2 separate regions of the Homo sapiens genome follow, and region 2 is linked to region 1. A link is an interaction called in ENCODE POLR2A ChIA-PET data of the cell type or tissue named here. Cell type or tissue: CD4-positive, alpha-beta T cell. All regions are shown on one strand. Links, peaks and the distances in the headings refer to the core of each region. The heading gives the core; the rest is flanking DNA. Region 1 overlaps LINC01934 (long intergenic non-protein coding RNA 1934). Region 2 overlaps LINC01934 (long intergenic non-protein coding RNA 1934).

The links. ChIA-PET counts read pairs that join two places held together with the same protein. Peaks named below come from ENCODE experiments on the same cell type or tissue, not always from the same donor. Only the 100,000 strongest peaks of a DNase experiment are listed, where the experiment ranks them.
Region 2: POLR2A ChIA-PET joins it to region 1 with 5 read pairs; 5 of 35 experiments call an interaction of 5 or more read pairs at or near these places.

Annotation. Positions count from the first base shown.
Region 1 is chr2:181,316,130-181,321,519 of GRCh38, forward strand. All of the region lies in intron 3 of LINC01934 (long intergenic non-protein coding RNA 1934), which reads left to right. Among named protein-coding and RNA genes, the nearest start is that of MIR4437, 13 kb to the left of the region's middle. In CD4-positive, alpha-beta T cell, for the core only: no CTCF peak of the experiment used is centred there; no DNase peak of the experiment used is centred there.
Region 2 is chr2:181,370,517-181,375,906 of GRCh38, forward strand. The region is part of intron 4 of LINC01934 (long intergenic non-protein coding RNA 1934); the gene reads left to right. Among named protein-coding and RNA genes, the nearest start is that of MIR4437, 68 kb to the left of the region's middle. In CD4-positive, alpha-beta T cell, for the core only: no CTCF peak of the experiment used is centred there; no DNase peak of the experiment used is centred there; H3K27ac peaks cover 524 bases.

The DNA.
Region 1 (5,390 bases), core at 303-5,302:
TTCCATAAGTCATGCATGGCAAAGCATCTGTAAAACTCTGCACTGTTCAATATGGTAGCCCCTAGGCACAGGCTGCTCTTCAACATTTAATATATGGCTCTTCCAAACTGAGATATGCTGTAATGGTAAAATTCTTCCCAGGTTTTGAAGACTTGAGTGTTGAAAGCAGAATGTAAAATATTTTACTAACACTTTTATAATGATTCATGTTGACATATTTTGATTTTATTGGGTTAAAGAAATATATTATTATAATATGTTGGCCAGGAATAGTGGCTCATGCCTGTAATCCCAATACTTTGGGAGGCCAAGGCAGGTGGATCACCCGAGATCAGAAGTTCGAGACCAGCCTGGCCAACATGGTGAGACCCCCCCCGTCTGTACCAAAAATAAAAAAATTAACCAGGAGTGGTGGCGGGCACCTATAATCCCAGCTACTCAGAAGGCTGAGGCTGGAGAATCGCTTGAACCCAAGGGGTGGAGGTTGTAGTGAGTGGAGATCACGCCATAGCACCCCAGCCTGGGCAACAAGAGCAGAACTTTGTCTCAAAAAAAAAAAAAAAAATCAGCTTTTTCTTTTTACTTATTTAATGTGGCTCCTAGAAAATTTAAAATTACTCAAATTATATTTCTATTAGACAACAATAATTGAATGCTTTCAGGTTTCATTGTACTTCACTTGCTTCTCCTCCAGCATTATTTCTCTAGCATGAAGATTCTCAGTCCTTCATGTACATTAGAGTCACCTGAGAAACATTCAAATAATACCTGGGCCCCACTACCAGAGGTTCTAAATTACTGTTCTGGTCTGAGGCCCCAGCATAACTATTTTTCTTTCTTTCTAATTTTTTTAAACTTTGCATTCTAATATGAAGCCATTGAAGAGAACAACTGCTCTAACTATCTGAGCCTGTTTGGGTTGTGCAAGAAACTTAATTTTTCAGAAGGTATGGTATTTCTTTTAATAGTATTTTAGATGCTAAGTTTTGCATTTCTTAACTAGGCAGGGACATTTATTTTGTTGAATGATGCCTAATATGTTGGAAGATTGGACTTTTTAACTAAAGGAATATTTTTTAAAAATTTAGTCTTTGCTTGGTTAAATTTGTTTAATCATTGTTGGAACAAAGAGCCTTATCCGTATTCCGGTTTGTCCTCCAATTTTGGCCAGGAAGAAGCATTTAAAGCACTTCGAATAGAGCAAATAAAAGTTGCAAATCTGTTTATATTATGACTATGATAAATTAAATGTAACCAACAGTACTGGCTTAAAGAATATGCCTTTACAAGTCACAAAAATAGATCTTTCTGGCCCCTAATATTCCCAGTGCTATAAAAATGGACTGTGATAAACATACTAATAAAATTTTTGTGCTCTTCTGGATAAGCTCTAGTTTTATAAAATGCCACTAAAAGTTGATTCTTATTATATGTCATTGTATTCCATGGAGCCGACGTTCAGCCTCTCAGTTTTTCCATCATTTTTTCATAATTTACTCTCTTTTCTGTCACAATGTTCTGCTTCGTATTTCAACTCTCATTGCTGATTGGATGGTAGTCATAAAATATGGGTGATTCAGAAAATAAGTAAATGAAATGAAATAAAATTGTGGCTTATAAAATTACCCAACTTCAAAAAGGAAAAAATTACTCATAGAATCTGGGATTTTTTCTGGAGTCTTTGGTATCAGCTACATAATTGGTTTCTGTTTGTAAAATACCAGAACCTAAACCATACAGCTCTCAAAGTTTTATTAACATTTAAGCTGTTAAAAACTTACCTCCTTTATGATTTTATTTTTTTCCAAAATACTAAAATTCTCTTATCAGTTGGCTGTATTGGCAAGTTAGAATATAAGTTCCTTAAGGACAGGCACCAATCTGCCTTGTTCACTACATTTCTTCAATGTCCAGTAAAATAACTAACATGCATTTTTTTTTTTTTGAGACAGGGTCTTACTCTGTTAATGAGGCTGGAGTGCAGGGGTGCAATCACAGCTCACTGCAGCCTAGCCTTGACCTCTCAAACTCAAGAGATCCTCCTGCTCTAGCGTCCCAAAGTTATGAGATTACAGACATGACCCACCATGCCTGGCTCATATGCATTTTTTTAGTGAAAGAAAATAGAAATTTATAACAAAATATTTCAAAGTACAATATAGCTCTGTTACAGTGAAATTCATTAATGATAAAGTGAAGCTGTAATTCAATCACTCTGAATTTTGTCCTTTTTCTGTCTCTGTTTACTCCCAAATAATTCTAAAATTAGGTTACTGAATAAATTTAAAATATAAAATAATTTTAAAACAAAAAATTATGTTCACATTTGGGGAAAATTTTCAAGCTATAATGTAAGCTTGGCCTACCAAGTATTCTTTCCATTGGCAATGGTAGCATGGCAGCTATTTAACATTTTGAAGCAGATACCACTACTGTTACTTTCAAACAAATTGTAGTACTATATTTACCCATGTGATAGAGGTTGGATGATTGTATTGAGTATGACCTAGCATTCCGCAAGCATACCTTGAGTTAAAGCCTGTGAGCTGCGGTACAGTCACTTCATCCTGTAAAGCCTGTTGTGATAGCATCAGCCTAGTTCTGAGCTTATAGGCAGTAGTTTAGAATCAAATGCTTTGTGAACTGGCTCCATTGTTATTGAACAAATGGATATAGGAGCAGACTAAAACATTTGCCAGTAGATTGCATGCAAGACCTTATTACCTTGAAATATTCCTTCATAAAAAAAGGTATGAATGTAAATTATAGACACTTGTAAAAAAAAAAAGCTCCATTCTTTTGTGTAGATGATATCTCAGCTGAAAAGAATTTGAATTTGTGAAAGGGGGCATGCAGGACTCAGTTGAAAAGAAGTGGAATTTGCAAAACAAGGCAGGCAGGACTTGACCGATTTGGTAAGCTATCATCACATAAGCTAAAAATATAATTTTTTGATCAAGTTAGCCTCTTGCAAAGGTTTGAAGTCAGAAACTTGGTAATTGTTTGCATAAGGTACCTCTCCCAGGGGTACAAAATGCTTAGCAAAATAATCCTAATGATTGCTGGGAATTACTCAAGCCTCTCTGTCATTTATCATTAATATATCTGTATGCATGTGCTTAAAAGTGAGTAAAACTTTCAACAAAGAGAAATCCATGCATGTATTAAATTTAAAACAAAAACTATAAAATTATCTCTTAATTATAGAATATAACTTTTTTTAGAAACTCCAATATTTTGGAAATATTTTGGAGACTAATAAATCCTAGGGAATATGCAGCTGAATTCTGAGCATTGTTTTCTGTTAAGTGGCCACAAAATAGTTACAAACTCATCTCCTGGGATTATAAATGAGCTGTGTTTGAATCATGATTCTCTCCCTTACTAGCTATGTGGTTATGAGCAAGTAGCATGACTTCTCTACCCTACAGATATCTTGTTTTTAAAATAGGAAAAGTAATAATACACACTCAATGTTGGAGCTGTTGCAGAAATTCATTTGGGTAATAGATATGAAGCAGCTAGAATAGCCAGTGTTCATTAAGTATGAGCTATTAATATTAATGATTGCTTGACTATGGAAAAGTATGTAACTATGCAAATAAAACTGTGCAAAATCCTTGACAATAAAAAGTTCAGCTCTAGCCATTAACTCCTCTGGCTGGAAGATGTTTTTGCACAGTCAGACTAGTTTGTTTTTGTTCTCTGAATTGCTTGCTGCTTAGTTACCTAGTTACTGGGGTTGAGAGCTAATATTCAGGGATGAATCCTAATACTCTTAGTTAACAAAAAAAGTCTATAAAAAATCTAGTGTTTATGTTATCATAATTTATCAAGAATTTGTGATCTTCCAGGTACTATGCATGAATAGTTTCATCTAATCTTTACAATAACTCTGTGATAAAAGTACTATTTTTATTCCTTTCATGGTAAAATAACTAAAGCTTAGAGAAGTTATGCAGATTATTTATTTATATTTGTGATTTTAAAAGTTAAACTTTTAATCAAACTCATGATTTCAAAATATTTTTGTATGGGATGAGGCTAAAGTAGCTACCCCAGTGGGCAATATGCCCTACGTAAGCCAAATAAATGTCATGGTGGTGCTCAGGCATACCTATTAAAACCTTTACAAGTTAAATGATTAGGATGTAAGTATAATGTAGATTGTTTGGTTGCTAATACGAATTTTCATATACCGAATTTCCATGTCATTATGCAGTTCTTTTCAGTGATGTACTACATATCACTTCATATGTGAAGTATCAATTATAAATTGCAGCTGGGACTATACACTCTTTGATTTCCTTTTCTCTTGAACCTATCATGGACCCGTGCTTTATAAATAAGTCCTTTAAGGCATAATGCTGAAGACATTGATGGAAATATAGGTGCTATGGTTATTGCAATGAAATCAGTCATGTGCTTTCAGAACAGTAGGAAGACCAAATTGATGAATCACCTGAAACCATCTGTTACTGTTACAAAAGCACCAGCTGCAAAGAAAATAAAAATATACAAATATATTGAAAATTATTTGAAATTTGGATTTTAGTAAACTGTCAATGAGTGTAAACGTCTTCATTAGATATAGTGTGTTTTGGTGACACTCAAAGTTCTAGTTAGAAAGCATTTTGTCTCAAACATCAGTTTTGAAATGTACAAAGACTACCACAGGAAGCATTGAATTTTTAAAAGCAAAGCAGGTGGATATTCAGGTACCACAGAAACATCAGCACAGAGTGGGGGGAGATGAAATGTCAATGTTGCAGAAGCACTGTTTGTAATGTTGGTTTCTATTGCCCAGGTTGGTGATACTCAACTGGTGAGACACCAAATCAGCTGTAAAAACAGTTGCAAGTGATGGTCAGTGGGACAAGGCAACGGGAAACAATATCTGATGGGGCAACTCCATCAAATACAACAGTTCATCAGACAGTGACGATACAACCTAAATGTAGAGCAGTGTTTATTATCCTGAGTACAATGAAGTCCATAATATTCACTGGAGACTGGAAGATGAATTCATTGACATTAGCAATTCAGCTGATCTTATCATGTTTGTCAGATATGAGCTGAATAATAGGTTCCAAGAAGACATGTTGTTTGGCCGATCTTTGTTAACTCTTACAACTGCAAAAGAGATTTTAAAATTATTGATAATTTCTAGATAAATAATGACATGCAAGTGATATATTGGTTATGCACAGATGGTGCTAAGGCAACAGTATCCAGTAAAAATGACTTGTTCCATGTATTCAAGCTATTGTACTGGAAACAACATCTACTCACTATCCATGCATAGGGGAAGCTCTCACCACCAGAGAAGCTATTTAAAATTTAAGAAACAGACATCATGAAGCTATATAAAGACTATTAACCATGTTAAG
Region 2 (5,390 bases), core at 335-5,334, 54 kb after region 1:
AATTATGTTGTCAGCTTATTGAAAGTATCCATAGACTTAAGAATACATATTAGCCAATGTGGTTGTAAAATATCTTCCATGAGAATTTTTTCTAAATTTTTATGAGTACTAGAAATTGAACTTAATTCTTCTTAACTGAATAAACATAAGCAAATTGTTGCTTCATTTTGAGTCGAACATATAATCTGAAAGCAGAAAATTCGATTCTAACTTGCTCCTAAAGGATATTTGAGATTAGGAAGAAGTCATAAAAGCTTATCTTATTTAATTATTGAGAAAAACTTTTAACATTTTACTATTTTTGTTTAGCCTATGTAAATATCTGCAAACTACCTTTTGAGGAAGAATTGATGCATTTAAAAAATTCGTTAGGCCTAATGATCTCAAATTAACAATTACTCAAGGACTATAGATTAATAAATGAGATACATTGTGAAAATGATTTATAAGATGAAGAACAATATACATATTCTTAGTTCTTGTTATAATCATGTTGGAAATTACTACGTTCATTTCATATTAACCTAATGAGAACAGAAGCTGTGAATATGAGTGAAATGAAAAAATATAACAGCCTATTAGGCTGTTTCCACAAAGGACATGATGGAATCATTAAAACTGTTTGTATATGAAGATCCAAAGATGGGGAGGGAAAAAGACCATCACCCTACAATGGAAGTCAGGTTAACAGGCACATATGAACAAAGGGCAATTGACAGCGAAGCAAACCCCATAAAGAATGAAGAGATCATGAGTTCAGAAGTCAAAGGCCTTCACTAAAAACAGGGTCCCTTTGCTTCCCAGGGCTCCACCACCCTCCCTCCAGTTCCCTGACAAAGGGCTGTTCTTACACTTGCCTACCACTCTTTTATGACCCCACTTCCTCCCTGAAACTTAGTCTGAACTCCCTTTTCAAAGGGAAAATGTTTTGCTTCCCAGAATCTTTCTCAACCTAGGTGTGCAGGCTAGAAATTCTCTAGGAACTTATGTTTTGGCTCAGAGAATTCACATATTTTAGAAAAGCCCATTCTATGCTAGGAAAACTATTTGAAGTCTCAAAATTCGATGAAGACTGATACTGTCAGATGCTTGGAAATAGGCGGAAAATTTTCTGGGTCCTGAGACACCTAATTCTCTACCCTTTAGAAACCTCATCTAGTCAATAAAAATTTAATTGAAACTGAAAAAGTAGAACATGAAATTTTGAATAAATCTAACTCAGGGCCTTTCAGATGTTGACTGGGCCAAAAGCAAACATTTTCTAATGAGGAAAACCACATCCTTCATATAACAAAGGCTGTTTTCAAAAACCAGAGGACCAGCATGGTTAAATAGACCATCTCAGACAGCTGTTCAAGTTCAACAGTGAAATAATTAGACATTCCACACTGCTGCCATTTGATATGAGGTGTCCAGACAAGGTCTTTGAGGCAGGGAGACAAGGGTCGCTAACAGAAGACACAATGAGAAAAAAAAAAAAAATGGTGTGAATGGAATGAGTAATACTGAATGGAATTAAGATTCTGCACTTGCTTCACCAAAGATTTATTCCCAAAAAATCCCAAACCTAAATAAAGTAAGGCCTGGAATGCTGGAAAGCTTTCAGAGCTGGGAATGTGTGTGAGGCTGCCAAATGGGTCATTGTTTCTAAAAATGATATGTCCCAAGATGACAGCAAACTTGTTTTTTCAGACAACTGGCATTCGTCTGTGTGATTGTACCAGCACTTCCTTCTTTCTTGATTTGTCCAGAATCTGTTCTGTCCTGACAGGGCTGGAAAGTAATCCATATGTGTTGCCAAATTGAAGACTATGATTGTTTGAGGGTTTTTGAATATTATGAATATAATTTTCATTTGGTATATGCTACTATAATATTTAGTGAAGGAAGAAGAAATAGGTCAGCTTGAGCATATCATTCAGCAGGCATTTGAGAAACTTCAGAACCTTGAGGCTTTAAAGAGCTTCCTGTTAATGAGGTCTTTTTATTTGAGTTCATATGACAAATTTATCATCTGTACATTTTCATTGTTTTTCCTCATGATTATTCCTCACAAAGAAGTCTTTCCAACTGCATTTCCCCTTGATAAGCATCTGTTAGAGTTGGTTTGTTTTGCTCTGGTTTGATTTATTGGCATTATTGATGATTGTTGGGAGTGATCTGGTGAAGAGCTACTGCTTTTTCTCCAAAGACTGATTTCTAGAAAATGTCTATGTTGCTGCCTCCTATGTCCTTGCAGTCTCTTCACTCCTACTCCTACCCTAGCCAGCTGCCTCTCTGTGTTTTTGTCTTGATTAAAGGCTTCACCACTTACACAAAGCTAGAAGTCATCCTGTATCATATCTGTTTTACCCCCACATGCAATCAGTCACCAAATCTTGACAGTCCTGCTTCCGAGATATCTATCTTTAGACTGTTGCTTCTTGTCCTTTCTCGTCGCCTCTTTATGAGGCTATTGAAATAACATTCCCACTGGCCTTCCTATAATGATTGAGCACCCCTTCCCTCCCCACTCCTGCCCCTACCCTACAAATGGCCATCCTAGGCAATACCAACAGTTATTTCTCTCCTTAAAGGCTTCAACTTGTCCCTAGTTTCCTGGAGGATAAATTCCACAGTCACCTAGGCACCAAAGCCACTTCTTATCATACCCTAGCTCACCTCTCCAGCCTCATCTCCTGCCACACCCTCCCAGGCCCTCTGCTTCCAGCCACTGACCATCTCACTATTCCCTAAAATTTTATACCTTTTATTACTCTATTTCTCTACACATGCAGATCCTGAGCTTTGAAAGCTTTAATTCACTCTCTCTGCCAGGCTTTGTTTTGTTTTTGTTTTTTTAATCAAGACGCAGCCCAATGTCTCTTTACCGTGACATCTTTCCCTGCAATACTGTACAGAGTGTGCTGCTCCCTGAAGTCTGTTGACACCCGTATTATAGCACGTGTCTTGTTTTTTTGGACTCACCTTCCCACACAGAAACCTCTCTAAACATTCCATGAGCTCTGTGATAACAAAAACCATACTTCACTCATCTTCTTGTCTTCTCCTCCAAGCACCAGGCCTGGCAAAAGGCAGGAGCTCAGAAAAATGTTTACTAAATGATTCTGTAAGGCAGGCATTTCCGATTGCTTATGGCTTAAAAAAAGCAAGTCTTCTGCAGCACTCTCTGAGAAAGCCCTACACACAGGCCATGATTTTTAGTGGCAAAGAAGTTCTGCGTAAAACCAATAAATGGAGCTACAATAGCAAGGCCAAAAATAGGAGTATGCCCTACTGACATTCATTTATTTATCTACCCATTCATTCATTGAACAAATATTTTTTTGAGTATCCACTGAGTGTCTGGCACTATGCTGAACGCATCAGCTGTAACAGCTGTAGGAAAAGATGGAGTTGCCTTTCTAAGCTTATCTGGAAACTCAGATAATTCTACCAGAAATATTCCCTGGGAAAATAAGCAATAGATTATGTATGTGTGTACACTGTAAATATATAATACATATAAACAAGAGTGATACTCAAAATATTTTAACCACCAGTAGGGCATAGACACTGACTACTCAGATTGGTACATATATTTTGCCCTGAACCTTGCCCACAGAAAAAATAAAGTGTACTGAACTGACACAGAAAAAGGTAGGAAAAGGCATAATGAGATGACCTACCAGCAAGCCTGGAGCCTAGGCTGCAGGTTTGAAGAGATGTTTTAGGTTTCTCCATTTTTGTTTCTTCCCAGCCTCAGAGAAAGGAATATCAGAAATGAAACAGAGACCAAAACATATTATTTTGCTGGGCATGGTGGCTCATGCCTATAATCCCAGCACTTTGGGAGGCCAAGGTGGGCAGATCACCTGAGGTCAGGAGTTCAAGACCAGCCTGGCCAACATGGTGAAACCCTGTCTCTTCTAAAAATACAAAAATTAGCTGGGTGTGATGGCAGGTGCCTGTAATCTCAGCTATTCGGGAGGTTGAGACAGGAGAATGGCTGGAGCCTGGGAGGCGGAGGTTGCAGTGAGCCATGATCACAGCACTGCACTCCAGCCTGGGTGACTGAGTGAGACTCTGTCTCGAAAAAAAAAAAAAAACATATATATATATATATATGTATATATATATATATCGTGTAAGTAGCCACACAAAATTGGTACCCATTTTCTAAAGACTATCAATCCCTGTACACTAAAAACATGGCATTCCTTCAAAAACAGTGGCTGTTTGTGAAAAGCAGGGCAGTGGTCAACCAAGGGAGACGATAAACCCAACCTTTACCGGCAAAGCTGATAATGAACAGTCAGTTGCATGCTATTTCACAGCTGATACCTCTTCCCACAAAAAGGAAAAAAAGGGGGAAGATGATATTAATTGTGAAAGTTTCACAGATGTCTGCAGCAGTTGACCAGAGCTCCTGGGTTATTGCTTGTCAGACTATTAATGGGTTTGCCTAACCATGACAGTCATTTCTTTTCCCCCTCCTGTGAGCTACTTTCTGTGTAATTTATGCATGGGTTTTGCCAAGATTTGACAACTTTCAGGATATTAACATAAAATTAGACTGCAGAGCTGAACAATGGGTGGCTTTAAAATTAGTCGTGGTGAAAACCAATCAAACAGAATTGGCTTTTCCTTTGCATTGCTCCTAAATTTATTATTGTTGTCTTTCTCTTCCACATATAAGAGTTCATGTCGGCAGTTCTGCACAGAATAGAGAAATGAGAAAGGGGTGAGAGGGTGTGACATCCCATGGCCTTGGAGAGGGACTCTGTAACCCAGGCAAGCTCCCTCTAGATGCAATGCCTGACAGAGGCTTAAACGAACCTCTGCAGCAACCACTCGTGAAATTTACCAAAGCACACACATATTTTGAAGCTCATCTGAGAGGAGAACTTTTCCTTTGCCATCTCTCGGTTCCACACAGCTTGCTTAGTGAATGCCATTACAGAATGCAATGTGCGTGTTAATAAGCCAGGACATCTGGTAACCAGCTTTTTTCTGATTCATTAACTGACTCTGCTTCTGTGGCCAGGGGGGATGAGAAGAGAAATTGGAAGGTTTTTCTTTTAGCAAACGGGCACTTGATGTATGTCTTGCTTCTTTGGTCTAGCCTCAACTTTTAAACTTTACTCCAAGGTTAGTATATAAATGCAAGCATCCTTTGGCAAGAAGTGTCTAGTCCTGTATAGAAAACAAATAGTACTTAAATTATTCTATATAGTACGAGAATGTAGGTAAGAGAAAAGGAACCTTAGGGCTTATAGACTACATCCTATTTTAAAGCAGAGAATGAAGGGAGCGAAGAACATGCTTAAGGTGACACAGTATAGTGGTGGCAAAGGAGGGAGCCAACTCCAGGTCTCTTGACCCTCAATCCAGTTTTCTTTTCTACCTTA